Linked DNA regions of Homo sapiens: region 2 is linked to region 1. A link is a contact called in ENCODE Hi-C or POLR2A ChIA-PET data. All regions are on one chromosome and are shown on one strand. The core of a region is the stretch at or near the end of the contact, and the rest is flanking DNA. Distances in the headings are between cores, read along the strand shown.

What was found. Hi-C counts contacts between places; a loop is a spot of excess contacts on that map. ChIA-PET counts read pairs that join two places held with the same protein, here RNA polymerase II (POLR2A). Pooled maps may share reads with other maps.
Region 2: POLR2A ChIA-PET joins it to region 1 with 14 read pairs in activated T-cell. The contact joins two enhancer-like sites. A Hi-C loop is called at or near these places in 2 of 50 pooled maps. POLR2A ChIA-PET finds 5 or more read pairs at or near these places in 4 of 52 experiments (OCI-LY7, WTC11 and activated T-cell).

What each region holds. Positions count from the first base shown.
Region 1 is chr1:211,782,256-211,785,990 of GRCh38, forward strand. LPGAT1 (lysophosphatidylglycerol acyltransferase 1) reads right to left here. Exons shown (of 8, transcript NM_014873.3): 5 at 974-1,247. Among named protein-coding and RNA genes, the nearest start is that of LPGAT1, 47 kb to the right of the region's middle. Within about 2 kb of position 1,881, at least 3 of the 41 ENCODE cell types and tissues checked have a DNase peak (open chromatin) inside an H3K27ac peak, as active enhancers do.
Region 2 is chr1:212,028,318-212,032,385 of GRCh38, forward strand. All of the region lies in intron 1 of INTS7 (integrator complex subunit 7), which reads right to left. Among named protein-coding and RNA genes, the nearest start is that of INTS7, 5.2 kb to the right of the region's middle. RefSeq lists an enhancer at 2,484-2,533. Within about 2 kb of position 2,319, at least 9 of the 41 ENCODE cell types and tissues checked have a DNase peak (open chromatin) inside an H3K27ac peak, as active enhancers do.

The DNA.
Region 1 (3,735 bases), core at 631-3,130:
GGCTAATTCCAATTTTTTGGCTATTATAAATAATTGGCTATTATAAATAATCTGTAATAAACTTCTTTGCCTGCATTTCAGATTATTTCCTTTTGATAAATATTTGCAGTGGAATAACTGAGTCATTTATTAACACTTAATGCTCTTAATACTATCAAATTGCATTAAATTAGTTCTCTGCATTAAAAACAAACAAGGCTGGACATGGTGGCTTACACCTATACTCCCAGCACTCTGGGAGGCCAAGGCAGGAGTATCACTTCAGGTTAGGGGTCTGACACTAGTCTGGTCAACACAGTGAGACCCCATCTCTACAAAACAACTAAAGAATTAGCCAGGCATGGTGGCATGTGCCTACAACCCCAGCTACTCAGGAGGTTGAGGTGGGAAGATCGCTTGAGCCCAGGAATTCAAGACTACGGTGAGCTATGATCATACCACTGCACTCCAGCCTGGACAACAGAGCAAGACTGTCTCCCAAGAAAACCCAGAAAAAAAACAAAAACAACAACAACAAGAAAAACCCCAGAAAACCAAAAAGCTTTCTCAATTTGATAAATGAAAATATGTATTATTTGATAAATGAAAAGATTAGTTTTTCAAACATGTTATTTCTATAGTTATATCTTTTAGCCTAGCAATTCCACTTCTAGGAATCTGTACTACAGAAATAGTTCCACCAATATGTAAAGATGTTTATAAGAATGTTTACTGCAGCGGTGGGAATGGCTCCGTATAAGTAGGACAGGAGAAAGATATCTTTGACTTTACGCATTTCTGTATTATTTGAGTAAATTATTATAAGCATGGACTACTTTTGTAAATGGAAACTTTTTTAAAAAATTACAGTTTCATCTTCTCCCTATTATTTTTAACAAAAATTATAAATATAAAAAAGAACAATGATCATCTTCTGTAACTCCAGAAAATCCTTTAACTCCAACAAGGTAAAAAATGCTAAAAACCATCATACCTAATTCTTTAGCATCTCCTCCTGCTGGACTTCCATTTTTCTGTTGTGCTACAAGTGCATTCAAAATAATTTTTGTTGCCCCAGACCTTGGCAGAGTAACATTTGTAAGAAATGGCAAGTTATTTTTCTTGGCAAATGCCTGACTTGTTTCTCGCCTCTTCCTGAGGAAGCCCCCTTCTGGAAACAAAACAATCCATTTTCGATCTCTGCTCCTGTAATTATTTTCTAAGTGCTTCTTGAGAAGCAGCAGCTGTTGGTCACGATAAGATCTTCCCTAGAAGGTACACACACACGTAATAAGTACAGGTATATCCAAAATTAAAATGCCATAAAATTAAACAGAAATTACAGCTTCTAAATTAAAATCCAATCACAGAATAGAATAGTGATTCCCCCACCCCACCCCAACTTACTGCCCTTTTTGACCACAGGGGTAAAAAGAGAGAAGTTATTAGCATTTATATAAATAAACCTTTCTTTCTGAAGGAAAAGGAAATTGTTCTGATTGCCCTTGAAAGTGCAGTCATTCATCAATTCAGTCACTACTTACTGAGTGCCTGCTATGTGCCACGCATTGTCCTAGGCACTAGACATAGAGGAGGAAATAAAGAGACTTTCATGGAGCTTACATTCTAGTTTGGGAAGATGGTAAATGTGGAGTGCAAATTCAACTAGTAATATGTGTTAGGAAGAAAACAGTAAAAGGATAGAAAGGGTCAAGAGGGTCAGAGAAAGCTGCTATGAGGAGGTGACATTTGAGCAGAACTGATAATGTGAGGGAATAAGTCATGTGAAGATGCAAGCCATAATATTCCAGGTGACAAAACAAAAAGGACAAAGGTCATTTGGTGGGAACGAGTATGGCATGTTCAAAGAACAGCACCAAGGCCAGTGTGGCTGAAGTGTGATAAACAAGGAAGTCAGGGGTAGGAAATGAAGCTGCAGAGGGAGGTGGAGACCAAATGAGAAAAGCCTTATGCATGGTAAGTAGTTTTGGAGAGGACATCTTTGGATAGTTTTGAACAAGGAAGTGTTATAATCTTATTTCTGTTTAAAAAAATCTGACCAGCCTGGGCAACATGGTGAAACCCCGTCTATACAAAAAATACAAAAATTAGCTGGGTGCGATGGCACATTTAGTGGTCCCAGCTACTCAGGAGGCTGAGGCAGGAGGATCACTTGTGCCCACAAGTTCGAGGATGCAGTGAGCCCTGATGGTACTACTGTACTCCAGCCTGGGTGATAGAGTGAGACCCTGTCTCAAAAAAAAAAAAAAAAAGAAAAAAGAAAGAAAATCTGCTGGTTCCTGTGACCAAAAGACCACAGGAGATAAGTTAGAAGACTTGCAGTATTCCACACAAGGGAATTTGATGAGATTCAATTATATTGTATTGATAACAAGTAGTTACATTTAGGAAAAATGTGAAAGTAAAGCTAAAAAAGACATTCTAATGGACTGTATCTTAGTTGAGAGGGAAAGAGAGAAAAGAAGATGACCTGAAGTCTAAAAAGAAGAATCCAGAAAAATTTGTAGGAAGGCCCAAAGCTTACAACTAAATATCACAAAGGTTCTTTCTTTTTTTTTTTTTTTTTGAGACAGAGTCTCGCTCTGTTGCCCAGGCTGGAGTGCAGTGGTGCGATCTCGGGTCACTGCAAGCTCTGCCTCCCGGGTTCACGCCATTCTCCTGCCTCAGCCTCCCGAGTAGCTGGGACTACAGGCGCCTGCCACCACACCCGGCTAATTTTTTTTGTTTTTAGTAGAGATGGGATTTCACCGTGTTAGCCAGGATGGTCTCGATCTCCTGACCTTGTGATCTGCCCCCCTTGGCCTCCCAAAGTGCTGGGATTACAGGCGTGAGCCACTGCGCCCAGCCGGTTCTTTCTTTCAGTGTGATCAGTTTGCCAACATTTTCCAGCCAACAAAATTACAGAAACTCCTCAAAATAATTAGTATGCTTTCAGTCTTTAGATCAAATGTATCCCAAATGCAAAACATGTAAGACATTTTGTTAGTCAGTTTGCTGAAGTGAACTGATTATGATTAAGATAGCTATTAAGTTCTCAAGATTATACGTAAAATATTTTTACTATTCTTGGAAAAGCTTGTCAAAATGGTCTAGTAGCAAAGTCTCAAGAGAATTTTTCTTTTAAACATTAATGCTTTTTCCCTTCCTTCCCCTCATGTTATAGATTTTTATTACTAATCTATCGGGGAAAAACACGTTGCTCTTTAGAAATAAATTTGTAAACTTTCCAGAAACTTCGAAATATAATCTTTATGTATGCAAAACTTCACATAGTAATCACAAGAAAATATTTTGGAGTACCTAATTTTCAACTTTTATCTAAAAGTACACCGATAATCTAGTATAATTTAGCCTCTTTTTTTTTTTTTTGAGATGGAATCTTGCTGTGTCACCCAGGCTGGAGTGCAGTGACGCAATCTCGGCCCACTGCAACCTCTGCCTCCCAGGTTCAAGCGATTCTCCTGCCTCAGCCTCCCAAGTAGCTGGGACTACAGGTTCATGCTACCATGCCCAGCCAATTTTTGTATCTTTAGTAGAAACAGGCCTTCACCATGTTGGCCAGGCTGGCCTCGAACTCCTGGCCTCAAGCAATCTGTCCACCTCGGCCTCCCAAAGTGCTGGGATTACAGGCATGAGCCACCGAGCCCAGCCCCTCTTCTTGATGCCTGATGATCATCATTAGAATCAACTGTTACACTACACTGTAAATTCAATTATTTCCTAAAGCTGGAAATG
Region 2 (4,068 bases), core at 1,069-3,568, 250 kb after region 1:
CCCAGGATCTCTGGTTTTAGAAAAGTAAAAGATCTAAAATCTTACTGAAGAAGGTAGAAGTGTCTGACCAAAGAAACATAGTAGTACTGCAGAAACATTACAGTACTGCAGGTCCATGTTGAAGGTCAGTGTAGATTCGGCTCCCATTTATGATGATAGCCATGTACCCCACTGTATGACTTTCTGCAGCAATTTTTGACTGCCTTTGGGGATACATGAGTAGAATGGAACCTTGGATGTGAATTTAAAGTACTGGTAAGAAAGTAAATGCAGTTAATAAAATGAAGGACCATGAAATCTAAGCTGAACAAAGAAGTAAAACAGGTACAGAAATGTAGAGAGGTGAAATACCGAGGTCTGAATGAAAATAAAGACTAGCCAAAATAGCAGTTAATCATAATGATAATGATGATACACATGAAGTGCTTATTCTGTGCCAGTCACTTTAAGCACTTTGCATGTATTAAAGTCTCACTAAAAATCACATAAATTAGGTACCATTATTTTCCCCATTTGAAAGGTGAGGAAACAGGCACAGACAAGCTAAGCAATTTGCGTAAGAAACAACAATGCTGACAAATGACAGAGCTGGGATTCAAATTCTGGCAATGTAGCTCCAAAGGCTATAGTGCTAACCACTATGCTAAAATGCATCTCTAGCAAGCAACTAGAAAGAAAGAGATTAAGATTCAAGAATGAGACATTTAAATTAGTGATTAAATGGTGGAATTCTGAGGTGATGAATTCTAGGGAATTAGGGGAATACCATAAATTATGGTAAACTTGGGGTTTGGGATACACATTAATCAAGTTTTCAAAACAGCACAAATCTCCAAGTAGCATCTATCAGCAGTTCTTAGCTGCAAGCAACAGAAGCTAACTCTGGCTTATGAGGCAGAAAATGAGTTTATTAAAAGCTTAAGAAACAATTTTAAGGCTAAATTTCTAGGAACACCTAATACCACACTACCCAACCAACTGGATGGAAGAACCCTGTCTTTGATAGGAAACACCAGATGCAACAATTAGCTCTGCTGTCATCTAGGAATATCGTAGCCATTGTTGTTGCTGCTGTAAGCTAGAAATACTGCTGCTGCCATGGCAGAACTGTGAGTGGACACTTCAACTCTTCCTTCTTGCATCTCTAACTTCTAAATCAGACAGTGTGAAGGAGGTGTGTCTGACTGGCAGAGCCTAAGTCAGATCCTGCACTCTTGCAAGGGAAACTAGGAAATAAGTTTTTGCTTCTACCTTAGTAAGACAAGGTTCATGATATGGGACATTCCTTAAGCATAAAAAGAGTGTTCAAAATATATTAAGCAACCATCAACATAACTAACATCCACTACAAAGAACACCACAAATAAAGCATTACCAAACAAACACAATTTAGGACAATTTGTGACATACATTTGCTTTAGCTAAGAGATGAGGATGATTCAAAATTGAACCATAACACGAACATATCTTAAAATCTATACATTAATAAAAGGTGTGTGGGGGGACATGGGTAGAAACATGAACACAAACATACAACCCACAGCTTAAAAAATTGATGGCAAAGCCCATTTTTATATTTAAAAAGCAGAAATAGAAACAAGTAAAATGACAGTGAAAACTAATGATGCATTAATAAGGCAGCATCCATCCCCCAAATTTCAGAAAATGTCTGTAAACGTACATGGCAAGATGTATGCAACATCATCCAGTATGCACATGAGAATACTAATCTAGAATTCTAAACAAATTTGAGTTTATGGATACCAACTTCTAGGAATATTTAATAACCCACTTTGCAAATTCCAAGACAGTAAATCTTAGTTATATATAAGAATGAGTCTGTGGGTTTCAGTAAAAACTTGAATTTTTGGATTAGTTCATAGCCCATCAAGGAATTACCAACCAGGCTGCTGGTTTTTATGTTGCATTAAGTTGCCCAGAGTCTCACCTTAGCTTCAATTCTACATGATTTTTTGTTTTTTTTTTTTGAGATGGAGTTTCATTCTTGTCGCCCAGGCTGGAGTGCAATGGCATGATCTCAGCTCACTGCAACCTCTGCCTCCTGGGTTCAAGTGACTCTCCTGTCTCAGCCTCCTGAGCAGCTGGGATTACAGGTGCCTGCTACCACCCCCGGCTAATTTTTGTATTTTTAGTACAGATGGGATTTCACCATCTTGGGCAGGCTGGTCTCGAACTCCTGACCTCAGGTGATCCGCCCGCCTCGGCCTCCCAAAGTGCTGGGATGACAGGTGTGAGTCACTGCGCCCGGCCTAATTCTATATGATTTTATAGGTCCGCTTCTCAACACTCTCAGACTAAGTGTGGTCTGGCAGCAGAGATTCTCAGGAGAAAGAATTTGACTCAGTGTGGGTCACATGCCTACTTCTGAATCAATCAGTTATGGTATGGAATTAGTCACCTGGAACAAATCTGGCTGCTGAGGCCTTTCTCTTGAGGAGGGCCTATGAAGATACTTCCCCAAAGGCCTCATATTTGTTTACTGAAACACCAACAACATCTGAGCCATATCGATAATGTAAAAGCAATCTGTGGTCTTTCTTGACAAACTTTCTTGATGGTCTGAGAATTCAGGTATTTTGGAATACAGGTGAGGTGACACCGTCTAAGGGGGAAATTAGAGTGCAGAGACAGTTGTCCTGATTCACATCATTTCTCTATTTCATAACTAAATTTTTCATTAAGCACACCATCAAGGTTTTTCACACAGCATTACATTCACCAGCACCTCTAGTAACAAATCTATCCTCTATATTTCCTCCCTTCCCATTGCATCAGCTGCAAGAAAGGGAATGAGTCACTGCTCTCTTCCCCATTGCTTTCATCTCATCCTTTCCAAGGTCAACATTGCAGAAGGCAGATAGGCTGAATAATATCATTTAAGAGACTCCTCTTTTCCCAGGGGGAAGGAGATCTTGCATAAGTTTTCCCAAATCATCAGGATAACCTTCCATCAGCTGATCTAAAAATGTTTAGACTAAGAAATTATATTAGTGAAAAAGTTACACTAATTTTTGTGAGATGCATCCTTTATATTGCCAATTATGTATAGTAATGATCATATCATGAAATGTGTCAGATAAACATAAGCTGTAATGTATTTGATTATGACACTTAACTCTGCTTGTGTATGCTCAGTCTTACAGAAGCTCAAGCAGCATGGCCATCAGCCTACAACTTTCAATGCCTTCCCATTGCACTCTGCACAAAATCCAACTTCTTGTCCTGACTAACGGCACCACATTTGATCTAGCATTGTCCATCTCCTTACATTTGTATGCAATCTCCTTAAAGATGTCTTGTTTGCCAACATAGCCCCTAGTCTGAGTATAGAGCCTGAGACAATGCAGGTGGTCAGTAAATATCTGTTGAGTAAATGAATGGCTATCACATGAAGGATGATTTTCCTGTTACTAACTACATCCTAAAGTAATGGAATTGAGTCAGCTTCAAAATAGTATTCACTTATTCCTATAGAGATCAGAAACAATCAGCTTACTGCCAATGCTTGCTCAAAAGGCTCAGAATAAAGTACAACAGTTATAAATATATAACAGGTTATGAATGGCAGCATTTCCTGAGTGTGTTTCTAAGGACACCAGTGCCACAAAATATTTCTTTAAAATAGCGTTCAAAGGTTACATCTTATGCCTAACTGACTAATCATCTCCATTTGGATGTCTAAGAGACATCTCAAATTTAACATGACCCAAACTGATTTGATTTCAGTAAACAATACATACATCCTCCCAGTAGCTCATACCAAAAACCTCTAAGTTTTCTTGACCACTTACTCTTATATCCTCATCTAATCCATTAGCAAATCTTCTTGGCTCTACTTTGAAAGTATATCCAGAATCTCAGCACTTCACACATTTTCAGTGTCACCATCTCGGTCTAAGCCACTATTTTCTTTTCCCTGGATTGTTATAGTTGCCTTCTCATTGGTCTCCCTACTTGGGTCCCTGACCCTCCCCACTTCAGTCTATTCTCAGCACAGTAGCCAGACTGATACTTTTCAAAGGAAAGTCAGATCATGTCACACACCTG